Regions from separate parts of the Homo sapiens genome. Here all the other regions are linked to region 1. The links are chromatin contacts, found by Hi-C or POLR2A ChIA-PET in ENCODE. All regions are on one chromosome and are shown on one strand. Each heading gives the region's core, a stretch centred on a gene start or an enhancer-like site at or near the end of the contact. The rest is flanking DNA. Distances are from core to core; before and after follow the strand shown. Region 1 holds the start of GPR148 (G protein-coupled receptor 148). Region 2 holds the start of LINC03124 (long intergenic non-protein coding RNA 3124). Region 3 holds the start of SMPD4 (sphingomyelin phosphodiesterase 4). Region 4 holds the start of MZT2A (mitotic spindle organizing protein 2A).

Region 1 (5,014 bases), core at 370-2,869:
TTATAGTGGTATCTCCATGACACTCTCCACTGCTGTGGATCGTTGGCTTCCTTTCCTCCCTCCCACATCCTGAGCGGCTGCTCAGATAGAGCTCATGGTCCCAGGACTCAGCAGCTCTGCTTGCTTACCTCTGTGGTTCTCACTGTCAGCAACATTTTGGCTTCTGTGTGTTGGTCAGCAAGGATGCATCCACAGTGGCCAGGGAGGGTGTGCAGCAAGCCATTGGAGGGACGCAGATCAAGGCTTGACTTAGACCAGAGCCCTGCTTGATTGCCTTTACTTGCTTCCGTTTCCAAGTAGGATTTCAGTGTCATAAGAGAGCTTTCTCTACTTAAAAACTGTCAAAATGGTGAAAATCATCAGTTGAGGTCTTCTGAAAGGCCCAATTCCACTATTATATTGTGCTGTTCTAAGAAGTTAGTCATAAGTGGACACTGCTGCATTCAACATATGATTTTTAACCTCAGCTTGCCAGACTGTGGACTCAAGAACTCTAGGAAATGGTAAAGATGGCCTGGTGCCTCCTGGATGGGAGGTGGCCCCGGACCATGCCCAACAGCTGCCGGTAGCGGAGCAGGTACAGGTATGTGAGCATGGCACGGGGAAGCATCATGAGTACCTCACTGTTAGCTGCCAGGAGCCATGTGTGAGTCCCAGAGTCAATGTGGTGGTACCTGGTCAGCACCATGTCCAGGGAGAACACCACCCCTGTGCTCACGTACAATGTGATCAGCACTGAGTGGATCAGCAGGGTGCCCCTGGCCCGGGAATAGCCCTGCCCCCAGATGCCTGAAGTCTTGGCCTCTGCATAGATCCTCCAGAAACAGTTGGCAATGAGAGCTGTGCAGAGGAACAGAACGCACAGAATGGAGGTGTAGGTAACAATGACCAGGAGGCCACATCCCGGCTGGGTGCCCATGCTTGGTGGTAGGATGTATGAAGCTCCTTGCTCCTCCAGCTGGGCATCCTGCCACTTGCTGAGCCAAATAAGGAATGTGGGGAAGCAGCAGGCCACCAGCCAGATGAGGGCCACTGCCTTCCAGGCAGCCCCATGGGACATGAAGGAGAGGTAGCGCAGTGGATGGATGACTGCCAGGTAGGTGTGCAGCACAATGGCGGTGAAGGACAGGATGGTGCTGGTGCAGGCGGCGAAGACAGCATCAGTGAGAATGCCACAGGCCATGCGGCCCAGCTCCCAGCCACCCAGGCTGCTGGAGGAGATGAGCATGTGGAGGAGAATGTAGGCCAGGTCTGAGAGCAGGATGTTAGCCGGGAGCAGGTAGTGGGGCTCCTGTCGCAGCCGTTGGTTCCGCAGGATGGTCACCAGCAGCAGGGGGCTGACAGCCAGTGTGGCTGCAGCCAGCAGGCTTGAGGGAAGGAAAAGCCAGTACAGCATGGAGCTGGGCACCCTGAGGTCCCCCAGGCCCAAGGAAGTGTTGCTGGCTGCTTGGGGCATGCAGGGTGTCTTGCTGATGAGCTGGATCAGGGCCGGCCAAGCTGTAGTGCCCACAGGGCAAGGTGCCAGCTCATCCCCCATGCTTCCTGGCAGGGATGGCTGGCTTTGTCACAGGTTGTTGATTCTGCACCTGCCTTGAGTGTTGATCTGCCCCACAGGGGTCCTGATGGCACCACTCCTCTGTAGAGATGCCAGGCTCGGGCAGGCCTTAGGAATGACTGCTTAATAAAGATAAAAAAACCAATGTGAATTCAGACTCACACCTGGCTTCCTGCATTCACATCTCTGCAACTGTGCAGCTGCATGTGCGTGGGTAGACATAACAGATCATCCCACTGCCACCATTTTGCAGTCACTGACCCCTCCAGAAGTGTCCCCTATCTCAGTGGCCCCCAAACCTGTCTGCTTGGCTCACAGGGAGTGTGCAATGGATTCTCACCACACTGGATTATATTCCGGGCTGCCCTCCTAGAAAGGAAGGAGCAGCTGTCTGGAACTAGGATCGCTGGGCTGTAGACCTGGTCTGACCTCTGTCGAGCTAGAGGCTCAGCAAATTGGACCAGGCTGGAGGGGCCTGGGCGCACTCACATTTCCTCACAGAGCCTTGGGTATGGTCTCCAGCTCAGGGTGACCCTGTGCATGCGTGTGAGTGTGACTCCTACACCCCTTCCACTCAGGGCTCCATGTGAGTATTCGGTGCCCCCAAAATCTCAGCTGACTTGTGGGGTCGCTGTGTGGTAGAAACGTCCCTTCCTCTGGGGAGGAGGAGGCCTGGCAGGCAGAGACCTCATAGGAGCTAGTGGGGAGGAATGGAAGGCAGGTTCCCCAGGCACCTGGCTTGTCGGGGGTGGGGTGAGCTCAGTCAGAGCCAGTGGCCAGGGTGGCTGTTGGTGTTTGGGGATCCAGTTCAAGTGAACAAGCTCTCCCGCTCTCTCGAGGTGTTGGCTGCGTGGCCTTGAAAAGCTTTGTTCCAGTTTCCTTATCTGTGAAACACGAATGCCAACCACACTGACCTCAGGGAAACGTTGCGGAAGCCCAGAGGTAAGGGACTCAGCACAGTGCATAGCCTGAAGTAAATGCTGAGTCAATGTTAGCTCTCCCACCTACAGCATCCTCCGAGGCTCGGTCCCCTCTGCCCACAGATCCCTGTCATCACTGCAGAACGGGCTGCACTTGGCTGCTGGCAGCCTGAGACCCCTGCCCAACACCCACCGCCGGCCTGGCAGACTGCTCCAGAAGGCAGGAGCCGCGTGGGAACAGGCAGGATATTTTTAGGGCCAGGAAGAGGCAGAAATTTCAGACTCTGGGTGTGAGACCACGTCCACTGCTGCCCAGGGACCATGCTCGTCACAGCCCGAGACCACGTCCACCGCAGCCCAGGGACCACGCCCAGAACCGCCCCTGACCACGTCCGCCGCAGCCCGGGGACCACGCCCGCCGCAGCCCGGGGCCACGCCCACCACAGCCCCGGACCACCATCATCGCAGCCCTGGGACCACGCCCTCCATAGCCCAAGGCCACGCCCATCACAGCCAAAGACCACGCCCAGAACAGCCCCGGACCACGCCCGCCGCAGCCCGGAACCGCGTCCTCCTCTGAGAGCCTGTTACGCAGCTGCCAGGAGCAGCAGCGCCTGCGCCTTTTTGGCCGATTACGGTACAGAAACTAAAGGTGGTTCTGAGAAAGCCCATCACCCCTTCCAGAGAAACCGCGATGCCATGGGGCGGACCCCGCCTCCCTGCCCCAGCTGCCCTGGCCTGCACTCCCTAGGGGCCCCTTGTACTTTACAGATGCTCTGACCGGTCTAATCGGCCCCAGGCCGGGAGAGGCAGCAGAGCCATTCGCAGGCCACGCTCTCTGCGCGGGTGCCCTGTGTGCTGCAGGGCTGAGGGCCAAGGCCGAGCCTCTCTCTGCTGTCCAGCCCAGCACAACGACCCTCGCCGGCCTTTGGGGTCTTAGAATGCAGATTCCCTGGGAGAGGGAAACTCGTTAAATGACAATCCCTCAGTAAAAATGTGGTTGTGAGCTAAATCCTTATAGCCGGTGACGGGGTGACAAGCAGCAACTTCATGGAATCGGAAAGCGCGAAACTCCCAAGGTGAAAAAGCCGCTGGGATGATACAGAGCCTGCCTCCTGCTGAGAATCATCTTAGGAATTAAATAGCCCATACAACAATCTCAGAGCACCGAGCGGGTGCTGCCCCTAAGGGAACATCAGTTTGGTCTCACTTGCCGAGGTTCCCTATCCAGGCTGCCCTCCTGGGAAAATGCAGTCCGGGGCCCTAGGGAGTGCAGCCCAGGGCGCGGGGACAGGGAGGCGGGGTCCGCCCTATGGCATCGCGGTTTCTCCGAAAGGGAAGATGGGCTTTCTCAGAACCACCCTTAGTTTCTACACTGTAATCAACCCCAGATGTGGGGTCACCCAGTGCCAGCTCTGGGGTCACAGAGCTGGCCTCCCTGGTTAGGACCCTGCAGCCTTTAACTCCTTTGCCCCGTTCCTGTAATCATTATGGGTCAGGACGGGCCTGCTGGCCTTGGGTGCAGACGCGGGGTGGGTGTGCAGCACAGGCTAGTGAATCTGAACATAACTTTGGAAGTTGAATCTCAGCCATCCGTGGCCCTTCAAGAGCCTGGGGATGCTGGAGTGTCCCTGCCCTCTAGGAAGGTGGAGGTAAACTGAGGCTGTAGGCGTGCCTAATGCAAACATGTTTAAACCACAGAATGGACATGCTCCTGGGTCCTCCGGCTGAGATGAGGTAACAGTGACCACCCACAGCCTCATCGTGGAGCACCTTCTGTGCAGGCACTGAGCACACTCACAGAAATGACATGCTGCTCTGTGGGAAACTGAAGCCCAGGGAGGTTAAGTGCCCTGCCTAAGGTCACCTTTTGAGAGAGTTCAGTGTTAGTAAGAAGCCATCTTTTGGCGGGGAGCGGTGGCTCACGCCTGTAATCCCAGCACTTTGCACTTTGGGAGGCCGAGACAGGCAGATCACCTGAGGTCAGGAGTTTGAAACCAGCCTGATCAACATGGAGAAACCCTGTCTCTACTAAAAATACAAAAATTAGCTGGGCGTGGTGGCACATGCCTGTAATCCCAGCTACTCAGGAGGCTGAGGCAGGAGAATCTCTTGAACCCAGGAGGCGAAGGTTGCAGTGAGCCAAGATCACACCATTGCACTCCAGTCTGGGCAAGAAGAGCAAAACTCCATAAAAAAAAAAAAAAAAAAAAAAAAAAAGCTCTCTTTCCTGAGACATGCAGACCCTGTTGCTATGGCCCCCAATGGTGGCAGCAGGACAGGAGTTACTCACCGTGGTGTCAGGTCAAGGCTCGGGGAGTCAGAGGGTGGGCAGTGGGCACTGGCAGAGGTGACTGAGACTCCCAGCTGGGCCTCCCATCACACAGCAGCTCCCAAAGGCAGCTGGCAGCCAGGTTGAAAAGGATTATCTAAACAGGGGTTCTTGGTTTCCTGGCAGCAATGCAATGTCCCTCAGCAACTGGCCATGTCACCTGACCTAGCTGCAGGAGCAGAGAAAATCTCCAGCCCCCCCGCCCCC
Region 2 (4,817 bases), core at 304-2,803, 950 kb before region 1:
GGCAGAGAATGAATACCTTTGACAAAAATGATATCCAGATGCAGAAGCGAGAAATAGGACCTTATTTTACACGATGTATGAAAATGAACACCCACTCCCCCAAATTGAAGGCAAAACAAAAGACCATAAACTACAAAATGTTTTTAACTAAAACACAGGATGAGCATATATTTTGGGTCACTTGAATCTCTGCTCACCTTTGCAAAGAGGAAAATAAACACCCTGGAAGAAAAACCTCATTGACAATTAAATGCTTTGTCACTGACATATTATTTTCTTATATGGGTGACGAAAATTACATGCATGAAACGCAAAAATAAATATCATGTTGACTACATCAACATGAAAAGTTTCTGCACATCAAAGAAAACTACTTTCCAATTAAAAAAGCATCCTATAGATTAGGCAAAAATTTCAGGCAATCTTGTAATTCACGAGGAGTTGTCATCTAATATGTACACAAAAAACACTACAAAGTAGCAAAAGCATCCAATCTAATATTTTGCAAAGAACCTGAACAGACAATTCTGCACAGCCATAAAATCGAACAACAAATAAGAGATAAGGTCCTCAAAATCAACTATTCATTAGAAAACTGTAATTCAAAACCACACACAGATAATCTCACACTTATCGAATATTCCTTGATTTTTTTAAAAAAATAGGAGGGGCTGGGAACGGTGTCTCATGCCTGTAATCTCTGCACTTTGCGAGGCTGAGGCAGGTGGGTCACCTGAGGTCAGGAGTTTGAGACCAGCCTGACCAATATCGTGAAACCCCATCTCTACTAAAAATACAAAAATGAGCTGGGCATGGTGGCGGCGCCTGTAGTCCCAGCTACTCTGGAGGCTGAGACAGGAGACTTGCTTAAAACCAGGCAGCGGTTGCAGTCGGCCGAGATGGCGCCACTGCACTCCAGCCTGTAAGACAGAGCAAGACTCCGTCTCAAAACAAAAACAAAAACAAAACAAACCCCAAACCAAAAATAGTAGGAATGCGGGTGTGGTTTTGGAGAAAGGGAAACTCATACACTGTAGGTGGAAATGAAAATTAGGATACACACCATGGAAAACAGCTAAATAGCTGGAGACTCCTCAAAGAACTGAAAATACAGATGCCCCCTGCTCTAGCGAGGTCTCTTTTTAAAGGTGCTGAGGCATCAAAAATAATCCTAGACTCCAGCTCAGAGGCCCCTGGGGCTCCGAGGGACCCAGGTCCCGCGTTTTACCGCCAGCTGTGGGCCAGGGCGCTCCTATACGCTGGACGCGGGTCGGACATTGGCATAGCCTTCCCGGCCGGGGTGCGGACGCTGCAGTAGCCAGGACCGCACAACCGCCCCCAAGCGGAGGACTCGGGCCCAGATGCCCACGAAGAAGTGCGGGCACGAAAACAGGGAGAGGCAGGGAAGGAGCAGGGAGGGTTCCCGGTGGGGTCCACGCCCCCGCCACTGACCGCGGAGACCTGTCTCCTACTCCACCATCACATGGAACCCACCACCGCTCAGAAGCTCGCTCTGACCACGCTGCTGCTGCTGCAGGGGCGTCGCAGGAACTGCAGTCTCAGCTCCGTAGGGACACGCACGCTAGCAGCATCCCTAGTGCCAGGTTGAAGCTCCACCCCCTCTTAAAGGGACCGCGGCTCGGACTTGCCAGAAGCCGCTTAGGGTTGCGGCACAGGCTGAGCCTCTGCCCAGCCCAGGGGACGACGAAAGGCCCCTGGTCTCTCATCCTCCCCAGCTTTCGGGCCCTAGAAGTCGCAGGAGCGCTCCCTGTGACCGCCTCCCGGAGATCGGCTCCCTTTGCCTAGGGAGCGCCCAGGACCTGCCCCTGCCCTCCTCTGGACCTCAGCTTCACCATCCGCAAAGGAAGCAGCCTCGCTAGAGCTCTGGGGGTCCCTCAAGCTTGGCGTCTCAGGATCCAGGGTGGGCTCCCCTGCCCCTCTGCAGAGGGGGCCCAGAGAACCACAGAAAGCTGGGGGCTGGAGGGACAGTTCGGAGGGCAGCAGGGCCTCCCCGGCCTCACTGTCCGCATCTGTCCTGTGGGAGCTCGCGGGCCTCGCTATGGCCCAGGCACCCACAGCCTCACCAGGGCTGCCTGGGTCACCGGGCTCTCCAGGAGGCAGGCAGGGGCCCTGGGGTCCAGCGCTGCCCCCATCTCAACTCTTTCCTTCATCAGGGCCCACGAGGGGCCCTGTGGACTGGACCCAGGCCCGCCCATTCCCAGGGAGAGGCTATTAATTATTTCCTCAATTTCAGAGCCTGTTATTGGTCTATTCAGAGATTCAGCTTCTTCCTGGTTTAGTCTTGGGAGGGTGTATGTGTCCAGGAATTTATCCATTTCCTTCTAGATTTTCTAGTGTACTTGTGTAGAGGTGTTTGTAGTATTCTCTGATGGTAGCTTGTATTTCTGTGGGATCAGTGGTGATATCCCCTTTATCATTTTTTATTGCGTCTATTTGATTCTTCTCTCTTTTCTTCTTTATGAGTCTTGCTAGCGGTCTATCAATTTTGTTGATCTTTTCAAAAAACCAGCTCCTGGATTCATTGATTTTTTTGAAGGGTTTTTTGTGTCTCTATTTCCTTCAGTTCTGCTCTGATCTTACTTATTTCTTGCCTTCTGCTAGCTTTTGAATGTGTTTGCTGTTGCTTCTCTAGTTCTTTTCATTATGATGTTAGGGTGTCAATTTTAGATCTTTCCTGCTTTCTCTTGTGGGCATTTAGTGCTATAAATTTCCCTCTACACACTGCTTTAAATGTGTCTCAGAGATTCTGGTATGTTGTGTCTTTGTTCTCATTGGTTTCTAAGAACATCTTTATTTCTGCCTTCATTTTGTTATATACCCAGTAGTCATTCAGGAGCAGGTTGTTCAGTTTCCATGTAGTTGAGTGGTTTTGAGTGAGTTTCTTAATCCTGAGTTCTAGTTTGATTGCACTGTGGTCTGAGAGACAGTTTGTTATAATTTCTGTTCTTTTACATTTGCTGAGGAGTGCTTTACTTCCAACTGTGTGGTCAATTTTGGAATAAGTGCTGTGCGGTGCTAAGAAGAATGTAGATTCTGTTGATTTGGGGTGGAGAGTTCTGTAGATGTCTATTAGGTCTGCTTGGTGCAGAGCTGAGTTCAATTCCTGGATATCCTTGTTAACTTTCTGTCTCGTTGATCTGTCTAATGTTGACATTAGGGTGTTAAAGTCTCCCGTTATTATTGTGTGGGAGTCTATATTTTGGTTGCAGATGAGTTTATAGTCAAAGTAAAAAACACACGAAGGGCATTCACATTTCCAGGAACAGAAGCATCCTGTCTGGTTTTTCAGAGGTGAAGGGAGCAGTCTGAAGGGGCTGTGGCACAGGTGTGTCTATAATCAAAGCTCACAGCCGAGGCCCTGGGGGAGGTTCAGGTATGCCCCAGGGGGTGCGCCTCATCCAGCACTTCACTGCCAGGGGCCTCATCTTTATTAAATTCTGGGCCTTTTCCTGGGCAATAGTTACACAAGGTGCGTTCAATGAACCCTATGTCCTGTGGCTGCCACCCATTGCAGGGTCACAAAGGTAATGATCACCACCCCCTCCACCTTCTGCTGAGGGTCCGGGTGACCCCCTGGTGGTGTAACCCAGGCCCTCACCCCTAAGGGGTCCTGAGTCTTGCTCACCACGGAGTCCTTGGTCTAGGGCTCCCACACTTGTCCACGTACCATCAAATGCTGTGTATTGAGAGGCGCTTGTGTAGAGCCCCTCCTGCCCCAGGCAGCATAACCCTGCTTCTGCTGAAACCACGGTCCAGGTGGTACACATTTTTCTGCCCGCAGGTCCCATGGAGGAGCAGCCTGAGGACAAAGCAGCACCCAGAGCTTGTTTTTTCAGAGAATTTGGCCTTGTCCTGTCTAGAAGCCCCACAGCTGTGGAAACCAGGACCTCCTGCTTTTCAGAGCCTAGATGTGCAGGATATAGATGCACCTCAGAGGTCCTGGGTGTGAGGTGGAAGGTTGGGGGACACTGGGCTTCCTACTGCTGTGCTCCCATTGCCGCATCTTCTACCTGGTGGGACAAGGCAGCTAGCAAGGGTGACAGATTCACCCAGACACTGTGTCCTCCCACATCCTGACCTGGCACCTGAGCCAAACTGCTGGGTCTGAAGCTCCCAGGAGCATGTGTGTGCTGTGACCAGTGGACCTATGGCATGCGCCCTCTTCCTCCCTCTATGGCATGGTATCAATTCCTCTGATGGTGTCATGTGAGGTCTCGTCCTGATGGGTAGAACTTTCTATAAACCATCCCATGGCCCTGGGGAAAGGCAAGCTCATCCCTTCAGGTTTAGCTGTTTCTGTTAAATGCAACCCTGTTCTTCCCAGGGCATCAGGGCCCGGTGCAGTTGTCCCAGCCTGACAGGAAGTCCCCTTGATGGTTGTGTGGAGGGTGCAGGCTGGGCCTAGCTCATGACCCTGGCAAAGGGCAGGTGAGCCCTGGGGCTGACCACCTGCACTTTCTGTTTGGTGGTGGGAGATGTGGGGCAATATTTCTTGCCTTCCCTTTAGAGAGCATCTCCCAGCCTGCCCAGACCACTAGACCCCTAAAAATGTGACTTGTAGGCAGGTCCTGCCTGGCTCTCTGTGGTGCTTTTCTCTCCCCTCCAAGCATCTGTGACTCCCAGGCCTCCAGCCCTGCTGGCTTCCCCCATCTGAGCTCCTGATGCAGGGGGAGGACTGTACTGTGGCAGGCAGCATGCCGGTTTACACAGTTCTGGGACAAAACTATAGGTATACCTTATTTTATGTCCCAGGTAAATGAATCCAATTTCTTGATGCTTTTTTGACACAGAGGGAA
Region 3 (4,764 bases), core at 170-2,669, 550 kb after region 1:
GGAGGAGCCCTACCCAGCCTGGACCACCCTGGGGTACGCACTCTGCGTCCACCTGACCTGGACGTGCCTCCTAAGGCTGGCAGCGAAGCCCAGGAGCAGAGCCCACGGATGGGCCCTGCAGGTGCTGGGCCTAGACCGACAGACAGGCCTGGCCACTCAGGGCCACGCCGCCGCTGTGCCGCGCCTGCCCCCTCCCCGCCCGCCACCCCCGCCACTGGGGCAGGGACAGCGGGCCCAGCTCTGACCTCGGGTCTCGGGCACGCTCGACGTGGGCAGAGACACGGCCGCAGGGTCCTGGGGCTCGCTCGCTAGCCTCTGCCCGGCACACATGGACTTGAGCATCTGGAAGACGGCGAGGGGGGCCACGTTCAGCTTCAGCAGGTCCACCAGGATCCTGGCGGGGACAGACGCGGGGCCGGTGAGCCCTCTCCGCCCGGCGCGGCCACCTCCCTGAAGACCCGACAAGGACGGGGGCGGGGGCTCCTCCCGACCAGCGGGCCGGGCGTACCCGGAAAGCAGAGGTCGGGGGGTGTCTGGCTAGCATGCGGCCCCCACCCGCCCCGCTCACTTGAACACGTCGGGGTCGATAGCGCCGCCCGCCGCCTGCGCCAGCTCGTACAGCTCCATCTCCTCGGTGCTCAGCACCTTCTTCCGCCGCAGCGCCAGCTTCTGCCGGGCCGCCTCCAGCCCCGGGGGCGCCGCCGACCCCGGCCCAGGCCCTACGCCCTGCGCCGCCATCCCCGCGGCCCGCGGAAAGGTGCGCTCCGCCCCGCCGCGCCCCCTAGCGGCTGCGCCCACCACCCTCTCCCTGCAGCGTCAACGTCTGGCCTCCCGGGCTGCCCTGGCGGGAGGGGCGGGAGCGCGGGGACGGGGCCGCCTCCGCGGCGTCATTGAAGCCCAACAGTTATTGGGCGCTCACGGTGTGCTGAGCGGCGCTCTAGGAGCCGGGAGTGGCATGGCGGACCGCAGGGGTCCGCTGCTTGGCGATCTGGGCCTCCCTGATAGACTGCATTGGTCGTGCTCGCTTAGGTGGCAGCACCCAGCCCAGTGCCAGGCATACATTGGGCGCTCGGTAAATGCCTCTTTCAAGAAAGCGTGCAATTTTCTGGTCCGCACCGGTGCACCACTAGGGGTCGCTTTTCGGGGCGGGCGGGGGGAAGGGGGGGGCACTAATCAACAATACTGCTTACGCGCACGCGGATTCCTTGCTGGGGAGAAAGTACCTTGGGGCGCCGGAGGCCGCCACAACGCAGGCGCATTCAGCTAAGGACCACTCCCTCCCCCGCACTCCTGCCTCGCCATTTCTCTTCCCCGCCCGGCCGGCCTTCGCTTTGCGCACGCGCCTTTTGAGGTAACGGCCCAAAGAGGTGGAAGCGCTTTTCCCGCCCGGCCGCGGGGCGTGGCTCTGCGCGCAGCTTGATGACGACTTTCGGCGCCGTGGCGGAATGGCGGCTTCCATCTCTGAGGCGAGCGACGCTATGGATCCCACAGGTGAGTGGCGCGGGATGCGCGCCTGAGACGGTCCGGCGCCCTGGGGGCTTCCCCGAGCCCCTGCGGAGGCCATCTCCGTTCCTCCGCGAGCCCCAGGACTCGGGCCGGCCAGCCGGCTCTGCCCAGGCAGGGCAGGCTGGGGAGTGGAGGGCCCCGGTTGAGTCTTCTGCCACCCCTCTGGGCCATGCCTTTGTGCCACCTTCCCGCGCGGCTCGTACACTCTGTCCCGGTCCGGTAGGTGTTCGCTGAAGGTTAACCTTCGTTGAAGGAATTGAGGGAAGGAGAGCTTTGTGTTGAAGTTGAGCCTTGGGCTCAACAGGCGGTGTGGGTGTAAGAGCCGGGTGTGGGTCCCAGCTCGACCCTTCCCCTGTGTGCTCCACATCTCCGAGCCTTGGTTTTGGAGGCTCCCGAAGCCCAATTGGCAGGAGAGTTGGGAACAAGTGGGCGCGTGCTGTTAAGGGAGGTCTTGGCATGACAGAATTTGCTTGGAATGATTAGCGTTGCCCAAGGGCTGTCGCTGTCAGAAAAACAAAACAAAACAAAAAACAAACGGGGTCCGAAGCAGCTCCTGGAGAAAATAGGTGTTGGAGAGTCGCCATGAAGTGGACTCTAGGTGCATGGCACGCAGAGACCTGTGACGGGGGAGGGTGGCCATGGCAGAGTCAGATAACAGGGGTGTGGGAGACACCTCTTGGGAATTCTCGGGTTTGAATTTCCTTTCTTGGAAATTTCCTAGAAATTCCTCTGGGCCTCATTCTTTCAGTCGCTGCCCATGAAAGCTTCTTCTGAGCAGAGATGCTCTCCCCTTCATCGTCTCTAGAGCTCCGCACTTACCGAACAGTCCACAGTTTAATGCTGCTTTGATCATTTTGTAGTAGTGCAGCGTTTTCTTGACCAAGTGCCTTAGGACTGAGGCGTTTTTCTTTAACACTGCAGTTGATAGCTAGGTTAAGAATTGAGGCCGGGAGCGGTGACTCACGCCTGTAATCCCAGCACTTTGGGAGGCCCAGGCGGGTGGATCACGAGGTCAGGAGTTCAAGACCAGCCTGGCCAAGATGGTGAAACCTCGTCTCTAGTAAAAAATACAAAAATTAGCCGGGCGTGGTAGCGGGCGCCTGTAATCCCAGCCACTTGGGAGGCTGAGTAAGAGAATTGCTTGCACCCGCGAGGCGGAGGTTGCAGTGAGCTGAGATCGCGCCACTGCACTCCAGCCTGTGCGACAGAGCCCAGAGCGAGACTCCGTCTGAAAAAAGAAAAAGAGAAAGCTGGCCGGGCGCAGTGGCTCACGCTTGTAATCCTAGCACTTTGGGAGGCTGAGGCGGGCGGATCACGAGGTCAGGAGATCGAGACCATCCTGGCTAACACGTGAAACCCTGTCTACTAAAAATACAAAAAACAATTAGCCGGGCGTGGTGGCGGGCGCCTGTAATCCCAGCTACTAGGGAGGCTGAGGCAGGAGAATGGCGTGAACCCGGGAGGCGGAGCTTGCAGTGAGCCCAGATCGCGCCACTGCACTCCACTCTGGGCGACAGAGCGAGACCATCTCAAAAAAAAAAAAAGGAGAAAAAAGAAAAAGCGGCCGGGCATGGTGACTCACGTCTGTAATCTCTGCACTTTGGGAGGCCGAGGAGGGCTGATCACGAGGTCAGGAGTTTGAGACCAGTCTGGCCAACATAGTGAAACCCCATCTCTACTAAAAATACAAAAATTAACTGGATGTGGTGGCATGTGCCTGTAATTCCAGCTACTCGGGAGGCTGAGGCAGGAGAATTGCTTGAACCAGGGAGTCGGAAGTTGCAGTGAGCCGAGATCATGCCATTGGACTCCAGCTTGGCAACGGAGCGAGACTCCATCTCAAAAAAGAATTGAAAAAGTCGGCACTTTGGGAGGCTGAGGCAGCGGATCACTTGAGGCCAGGAATTTGAGACCAGCCTGGCCAGCATAGGGAAACCCGCCTCTACTAAAAATAGAAAAATTAGGCAGCCTGTGGTGGCAGGCCCCTGTAATCCCAGCTACTCGGGAGGCTGAGGCACGAGAACCGTTTGAACTTTGGAGGTGGAGGTTGCAGTGAGATGATGGAGTGAGACTCAGTCAAAAAAAGAAAAAAGAGGCTGGGCGCGGTGGGTCATGCCTGTAAGCCCATCACTTTGGGAGGCCGAGGCAGGCGGATCACGAGGTCAGGAGATCGAGACCATCCTGGCTAATACAGTGAAACCCCGTCTCTACTAAAAATACAAAAAAATTAGCCGGGTGTGGTGGCCAGTGCCTGTGGTCCCAGCTACTCGGGAGGCTGAGGCAGGAGAATGGCGTGAACCCAAGCGGAGCTTGCAGTGAGCCAAGATAGCGCCACAGGACTCTAGCCTGGGCAACAGAGCGAGACTCTGTCTCAAAAAAAAAAAAAAAAAAAGAATTGAAAAAACTTGGGAGATGTTCCTATTGCCGAGAGGCAGAGATTCCTGTCTCCTCTCACTCTACAGCTGCCTACATGGCCTCTTTACACCCAGCCTCTCTTCCTCCACAGACTGCCAGGTGTCACCCCAGTGCCTTTACTTGTGCAGTGGGCAGAGCTGGGCCATGAAAACTGTAACTAGCCCACCAGTGGGACTTGGCAGACTTCCTGTCTGTGAAGTCTAGGTCTGAGCATTTTTCATTTCTGACCTGGGTGAGCTGAGAGGTAGGATTCTGGAAAGCTGATCTTAGTTTTCTTTCTTTTTTTTTCTTTTTTTTTTTCCATTTTTTGAGAGTTTCCCTCTATCACCCCGGCTAGAGTGCAATGGTGTGATCTTGGCTCACTGCAACCTCCGCCTCCTGGGCTCAAGCATTTCTCATGCCTCAGCCTCCCGAGTTGCTGGGACTACAGGTGCCCGCCACCACACCCAGCTAATTTTTATATTTTTAGTAGAGATGGGGTTTTGCCACGTTGGCCAGACTGGTCTCAAACTCCTGGCCTCAAGTGATCTGCCCACCGCGGCCTCCCAAAGTGCTGGGATTACAGGTGTGAGCCATGGTGCCCGGCCTTTGATCCTAGTTTTCTCATGGCTTATTCAAAGGCTCCCTTGGCAGAGCTTGCTCTTCCCCTCCGTTCATTGCATAGTGCACAGGTAATATGGAGGGGATTTGCCCCTGTCTCAGTTTTGTGAGGTGGTGTTTGTATTGGAATCTTGGTTCTGCCACTTACTAGCTGGGTGGGGGTAAGTGAATTATCCCATTTCTGCCTCTCCTTCATCATCTGTACTGACCTGCAGTCATAGTACATCTGTACCCATCGGGTTG
Region 4 (4,868 bases), core at 997-3,496, 760 kb before region 1:
CTGCAAGCTCCGCTTGGGTTCACGCCATTCTCCTGCCTCAGCCTCCCGAGTAGCTGGGACTACAGGCGCCGGCCACCACGCCCGGCTAATTGTCTTTTGTATTTACTTAGTAGAGTGGGTTTCACATGTTAGCCAGGATGGTCTAGATATCCTGACTTCGTGATAAGCCCGCCTCAGCCTCCCAAAGTGCTGGGATTACAGGCGTGAGCCACCGCGCCCGGCCAGCTTTCTCTTTTCCTTTTTTTTTTTTGAGACGGAGTCTCGCTCTGCGCTCTGTCGCACAGGCTGGAGTGCAGTGGCGCCATCTCAGCTCACTGCAACCTCCGCCTCCCGGGTGCAAGCAATTCTCTGCCTCAGCCTCCCAAGTGGCTGGGATTACACGCGCCCGCTACCACGCCCGGCTAATTTTTGTATTTTCTACTAGAGACGAGGTTTCACCATCTTGGCCAAGCTGGTCTTGAACTCGTGACCTCGTGATCCACCCGCCTGGGCCTCCCAAAGTGCTGGGATTACAGGCGTGAGCCACCGCGCCCGGCCTCAATTCTTAACCTAGCTATCAATTGCAGTGTTAAAGAAAAACGCCTCAGTCCTAATGCACTTGGTCAAGAAAACACTGCACTACTGCAAAATGATCAAAGCAGCATTAAACTGTGGACTGCTGGATAAGTGCGGAGCTCTAGAGATGATGAAGGGGAGAGCATCTCTGCTCAGTAAAAGCTTTCATGGGCAGCGACTGAAAGAATGAGGCCCAGAGGAATTTCTAGGAACTTTCCAAGAGAGGAAATTCAAACCCGAGAACTCCCAAGAGGTGTCTCCCACACCCCTGTTCTCTGACCCTGCCATGGCCACCCTCCCCCGTCACAGGTCTCTGCGTGCCATGCACCTAGAGTCCACTTCGTCGCGACTCTCCAACACCTATTTTCTCCAGGAGCTGCTTCGGACCCGTTTGTTTTTTTTGTTTCGTTTTGTTTTGTTTTTCTGACAGCGACAGCCCTTGGGCAACGCTAATCATTCCAAGCAAATTCTGTCATGCCAAGACCTCCCTTAACAGCACGCGCCCACTTGTTTCCAACTCTCCTGCGAATTGGGCTTCGGGAGCCTCCGAAACCAAGGCTCGGAGATGTGGAGCGCACAGGGGAAGGGTCGAGCTGGGACCCACACCCGGCTCTTCCTCCCACACCGCCTGTTGAGCCCAAGGCTCAATTTCAACACAAAGCTCTCCTTCCCTCAATTCCTTCAACGACGGGTAACCTTCAACGAACACCTACCGGACCAGAACAGAGTGTACGAGCGGCGCGGGAAGGTGGCACAAAGGCATGGCCCAGAGGAGTGGCAGGAAGACTCAGCCGGGGCCCTCCACTCCCCAGCCTGCCCGGCCTGGGCAGAGCCGCCGGGCCGCCCGAGTCCTGGGGCTCGCGGAGGAACGGAGATGGCCTCCGCAGGGGCTCGCGGAAGCCCCCAGGGCGTCGGACCGTCTCACGCGCGCGTCCCGCGCCACTCACCTGTGGGACCCATAGCGTCGCCCGCTTCAGAGGTGGAAGCCGCCATTCCGCCACCGCGCCAAAACGTCGTCATCAAGCTGCGCGCAGAGCCACGCCCCGCGGCCGGGCGGGAAAAGCGCTTCTACCTCTTTGGGCCGTTACCTCAAAAGGTACGTGCGCAAAGCGAAGAAGGCCGGCCGGCCGGCCAGGGAGGGGAAATGGCGAGGCAGGAGTGCGGGGGGAGGGAGTGGTCCTTAGCTGAATGCGCCTGCGTTGTGGCGGCCTCTGGCGCCCCAAGGTAGGGCTCACGCACTTTCTCCCTAGCAAGGAATGCGCGTGCGCGTAAGCAGGGTTGTTGATTAGTGCCCCCCACCCCCCCCGAAGAGCGACCCCTAGTGGTGCACCGGTGCGGACCAGAAAATTGCACGCTTTCTTGAAACAGGTATTGACTGAGCGCCCAATGTATGCCTGGCACTGGGCTGGGTGCTGCCACCTAAGCGAGCACGACCAATGCAAGTCTATCAGGGACGCCCTGACCGCCAAGCAGCTGGCCCCTGCAGTCCGCCATGCCACTCCCGACGCCTAGCGCGCCGCTCAGCACACCGTGAGCGCCCACTAACTGTTGGGCTCCAATGACGCCGAGGAGGCGGCCCCGTCCCCGCGCTCCCGCCGCTCCCGCCAGGGCAGCCCGGGAGGCCAGACGCTGGCGCTGCAGGGAGAGGGCGGTGGGCGCATCCGCTAGGGGGCGCGGCGGGGCGGGGCGCACCTTTCGGCGGGCCTCGCGGATGGCGGCGCAGGGCGTAGGGCCTGGGCCGGGGTCGGCGGCGCCCCCGGGGCTGGAGGCGGCCCGGCAGAAGCTGGCGCTGCGGCGCAAGAAGGTGCTGAGCACCGAGGAGATGGAGCTGTACGAGCTGGCTCAGGCGGCGGGCGGCGGTATCGACCCCGACGTGTTCAAGTGAGCGGGGCGGGTGGGGGCCGCATGCTCGCCAGACACCCCCGACCTCTGCTCTCCGGGTACGCCCGGCCCGCTGGTCGGGAGGAGCCCCCGCTGCCCCCGCCCCCGTCCTTGTCCGGTCTTCAGGGAGGTGGCCGCGCCGGGCGGAGAGGGCTCACCGGCCCCGCGTCTGTCCCCGCCAGGATCCTGGTGGACCTGCTGAAGCTGAACGTGGCCCCCCTCGCCGTCTTCCAGATGCTCAAGTCCATGTGTGCCGGGCAGAGGCTAGCGAGCGAGCCCCAGGACCCTGCGGCCGTGTCTCTGCCCACGTCGAGCGTGCCCGAGACCCGAGGTCAGAGCTGGGCCCGCTGTCCCTGCCCCAGTGGCGGGGGTGGCGGGCGGGGAGGGGGCAGGCGCGGCACAGCGGCGGCGTGGCCCTGAGTGGCCAGGCCTGTCTGTCGGTCGGTCTAGGCCCAGCACCTGCAGGGCCCATCCGTGGGCTCTGCTCCTGGGCTTCGCTGCCAGCCTTAGGAGGCACGTCCAGGTCAGGTGGACGCAGAGTGCGTGCCCCAGGGTGGTCCAGGCTGGGTAGGGCTCCTCCGCTTAGCTCCTCCCCACCTCTTCACTCAGGCCTTCATCCTACAAAGTCGGGAATCAAGACGGTTTGGGGCTGGGCGCCGTGGCTCACGCCTATAATCTTTGGGACCCCACGGCGGGAGGATCCTTTGAGGCCATGAGTTTGAGACCAGTCTGGGTGACAGGGTGAGATCCTGTCTCTAAATGTTTTTCAAAAGACAGTCTCGATCTCTGTCCTGTGGTATACAGCATCCAGGGAAGTGCCCAGGGAGCAGGGCAGGCAGACGTCTTCCTGCCTTTACCCCACCTGGGCCCAGTTCCTGCCTCTGATGATTGCAGGAAGAGAGTTAGACGCGGAACTCCCAGGGTGCAGAGGCCTGCGGGGTCTGAAGGGCCTCCTCCCTCTCCAGTGTGGTGACTGGGCTGAGGAGATGCTGGGACTGAGAGTGTCATGGTGGAGCCTCCGTCCCTGCTCATCCTCTCCGCATGTTGCTTCTGCTCCCGATGGCTCTCTCTGAAATGCAGCACAACCTCCCAGGCCAATGGAAGGAGGCCCAGAGCTGGCTCCCTGCCTGGAAGCAGGAGGAGACCCTCACAGGCATCATGAGAAGGCGTGGAAAGCAGGCTGCCTTCATGGGGGAAGTGCCAGGGCCTGGGCACCCACGCCCGCTGACCCAAGAGGGCCCGGGCACCTGCGTGCTGGCCTCTTCACTGACCCTCGCTCTGTCTGCTCTCTTTGTGTCTCTCTCTGACCTCCAGAGGCCTCCTTTCTCTCTGCCAGGAACAGTAGCCCCCCTGCAAGGCCCTCGTTTTCCTCCAGCCCGCAGCCTGCGGCCTCTCTGGTTATGCTCCACAGCCCAGCTGCCACACACTCACCTCTCTCTCCAGGCCCCCCGGGTTCCCTCCGCCTCTCTTGCTGCCTGTTCTCTCCTTTTGCAGGTTGCGTTTATTGGCTTATCTCTGGGGGTTGGTGCTCTTCCTTGTTTTCATGGAAACTGCATGGCCCCAAGAGGCCCAAGCAGCTTTGAGCTGCAAGGGCAGGATCATGCAGGCCACCGCTGCCCTGCCGCTTAGCCACAGGGCACTATTTCTGACTCGGTTTATTAGAGACATGGTGTGGCAGTCTCTAGACCCCACAGTCGGGCTGGCATCCGGGGACAGGACCAACATCCCCACACCCCAGAGGCGAACTAGTGGTGAGTGTAAAGAGCCCCTCTCCAGGGGAAGACAGCCAGCCGGGTGCAGTGTGCTCTGCTGGAGAGCACAGCCCCAGGCGTGACAAACGCCTCGGCCTCTTAGAAGTTGTCCCCTACCTGGACAGGAAGTCTGGAGGCTGAAACAGAGACTCCCACCTTCCCAGAGTCTGCCAGGCAGTGCCACACAGATGCCATGTGCTGGTCCCATGGCCACACTCCAGCACTCAGCCCCCTTGCCCGCCTCACTCCTGAGTTGGGACACTTTCCAGGTGTCACCAGGTGTGATCAGGGGCCTGTGAGAGCCCAGGGGTCTTTGGTCGCGCCTCCTGCATGAGCCTCCTGACAGCGGCCACCTCACTGCCACCCAGAGCTCAGGCCCAAGAGAGGGTGGAGAGGGCCTGAAGGACAGGCCTGGAGTAGGGGTGTATGGACTGCAGGCTGAGATGAGCAATTGAGGGGCAAGTGTCCAGCAGGAGGGAGAAACTGGGAACAGAGTTCTTGTCACTCCAGGAGATGTTGCTGCTCACTTAGCACTCACTCAGGGCTCTGGGTGCCAGGCCTAGCTCTCAGGGCAGAGGGCGTGGCAGGGAAGTGAGATGATCACACTCAGTCCAGTGAGAGGCAGTGAGGAAAACCACCAGTGAGACCAGTGTGCTGGCTCACACCTGTAATCCCAGCACT

What was found. A loop is a pair of places that touch in the nucleus more often than their neighbours do. ChIA-PET counts read pairs that join two places held with the same protein, here RNA polymerase II (POLR2A). Pooled maps may share reads with other maps.
Region 2: a map of CD8-positive, alpha-beta T cell shows a loop between it and region 1 (17-fold over the local background). The contact joins the promoter of LINC03124 here to the promoter of GPR148 in region 1. A Hi-C loop is called at or near these places in 2 of 168 maps with a recorded cell type or tissue (CD4-positive, alpha-beta memory T cell and CD8-positive, alpha-beta T cell) and 7 of 50 pooled maps.
Region 3: a map of CD8-positive, alpha-beta T cell shows a loop between it and region 1 (18-fold over the local background). The contact joins the promoter of SMPD4 here to the promoter of GPR148 in region 1. A Hi-C loop is called at or near these places in 3 of 168 maps with a recorded cell type or tissue (CD4-positive, alpha-beta T cell and CD8-positive, alpha-beta T cell) and 12 of 50 pooled maps. POLR2A ChIA-PET finds 5 or more read pairs at or near these places in 1 of 52 experiments (Caco-2).
Region 4: a map of naive thymus-derived CD4-positive, alpha-beta T cell shows a loop between it and region 1 (16-fold over the local background). The contact joins the promoter of MZT2A here to the promoter of GPR148 in region 1. A Hi-C loop is called at or near these places in 1 of 168 maps with a recorded cell type or tissue (naive thymus-derived CD4-positive, alpha-beta T cell) and 9 of 50 pooled maps. POLR2A ChIA-PET finds 5 or more read pairs at or near these places in 1 of 52 experiments (T-cell).

What each region holds. Positions count from the first base shown.
Region 1 is chr2:130,725,675-130,730,688 of GRCh38, reverse strand. It overlaps GPR148 (G protein-coupled receptor 148), which reads right to left and starts at 1,619. Exons shown (of 1, transcript NM_207364.2): 1 at 353-1,619. The coding sequence starts at 1,537. The coding sequence ends at 494. RefSeq lists enhancers at 1,890-2,468, 2,469-3,048, 3,370-3,897 and a silencer at 2,817-2,986.
Region 2 is chr2:131,679,235-131,684,051 of GRCh38, reverse strand. LINC03124 (long intergenic non-protein coding RNA 3124) reads right to left here and starts at 1,553. Exons shown (of 10, transcript NR_167889.1): 1 at 1,064-1,553. RefSeq lists a silencer at 1,581-1,630 and an enhancer at 2,001-2,120.
Region 3 is chr2:130,178,257-130,183,020 of GRCh38, reverse strand. It overlaps SMPD4 (sphingomyelin phosphodiesterase 4), which reads left to right and starts at 1,419. Exons shown (of 20, transcript NM_017951.5): 1 at 1,419-1,491. It overlaps MZT2B (mitotic spindle organizing protein 2B), which reads right to left and starts at 759. Exons shown (of 3, transcript NM_025029.5): 1 at 569-759; 2 at 246-394. The coding sequence starts at 738. RefSeq lists silencers at 504-1,013, 1,524-1,663 and an enhancer at 1,711-2,507.
Region 4 is chr2:131,489,775-131,494,642 of GRCh38, reverse strand. MZT2A (mitotic spindle organizing protein 2A) reads left to right here and starts at 2,246. Exons shown (of 3, transcript NM_001085365.2): 1 at 2,246-2,436; 2 at 2,619-2,767. The coding sequence starts at 2,267. MIR4784 (microRNA 4784) reads left to right here and starts at 3,407; the gene lies at 3,407-3,483. It also overlaps the pseudogene SMPD4BP. RefSeq lists silencers at 1,306-1,495, 2,016-2,525 and enhancers at 1,328-2,121, 2,122-2,915.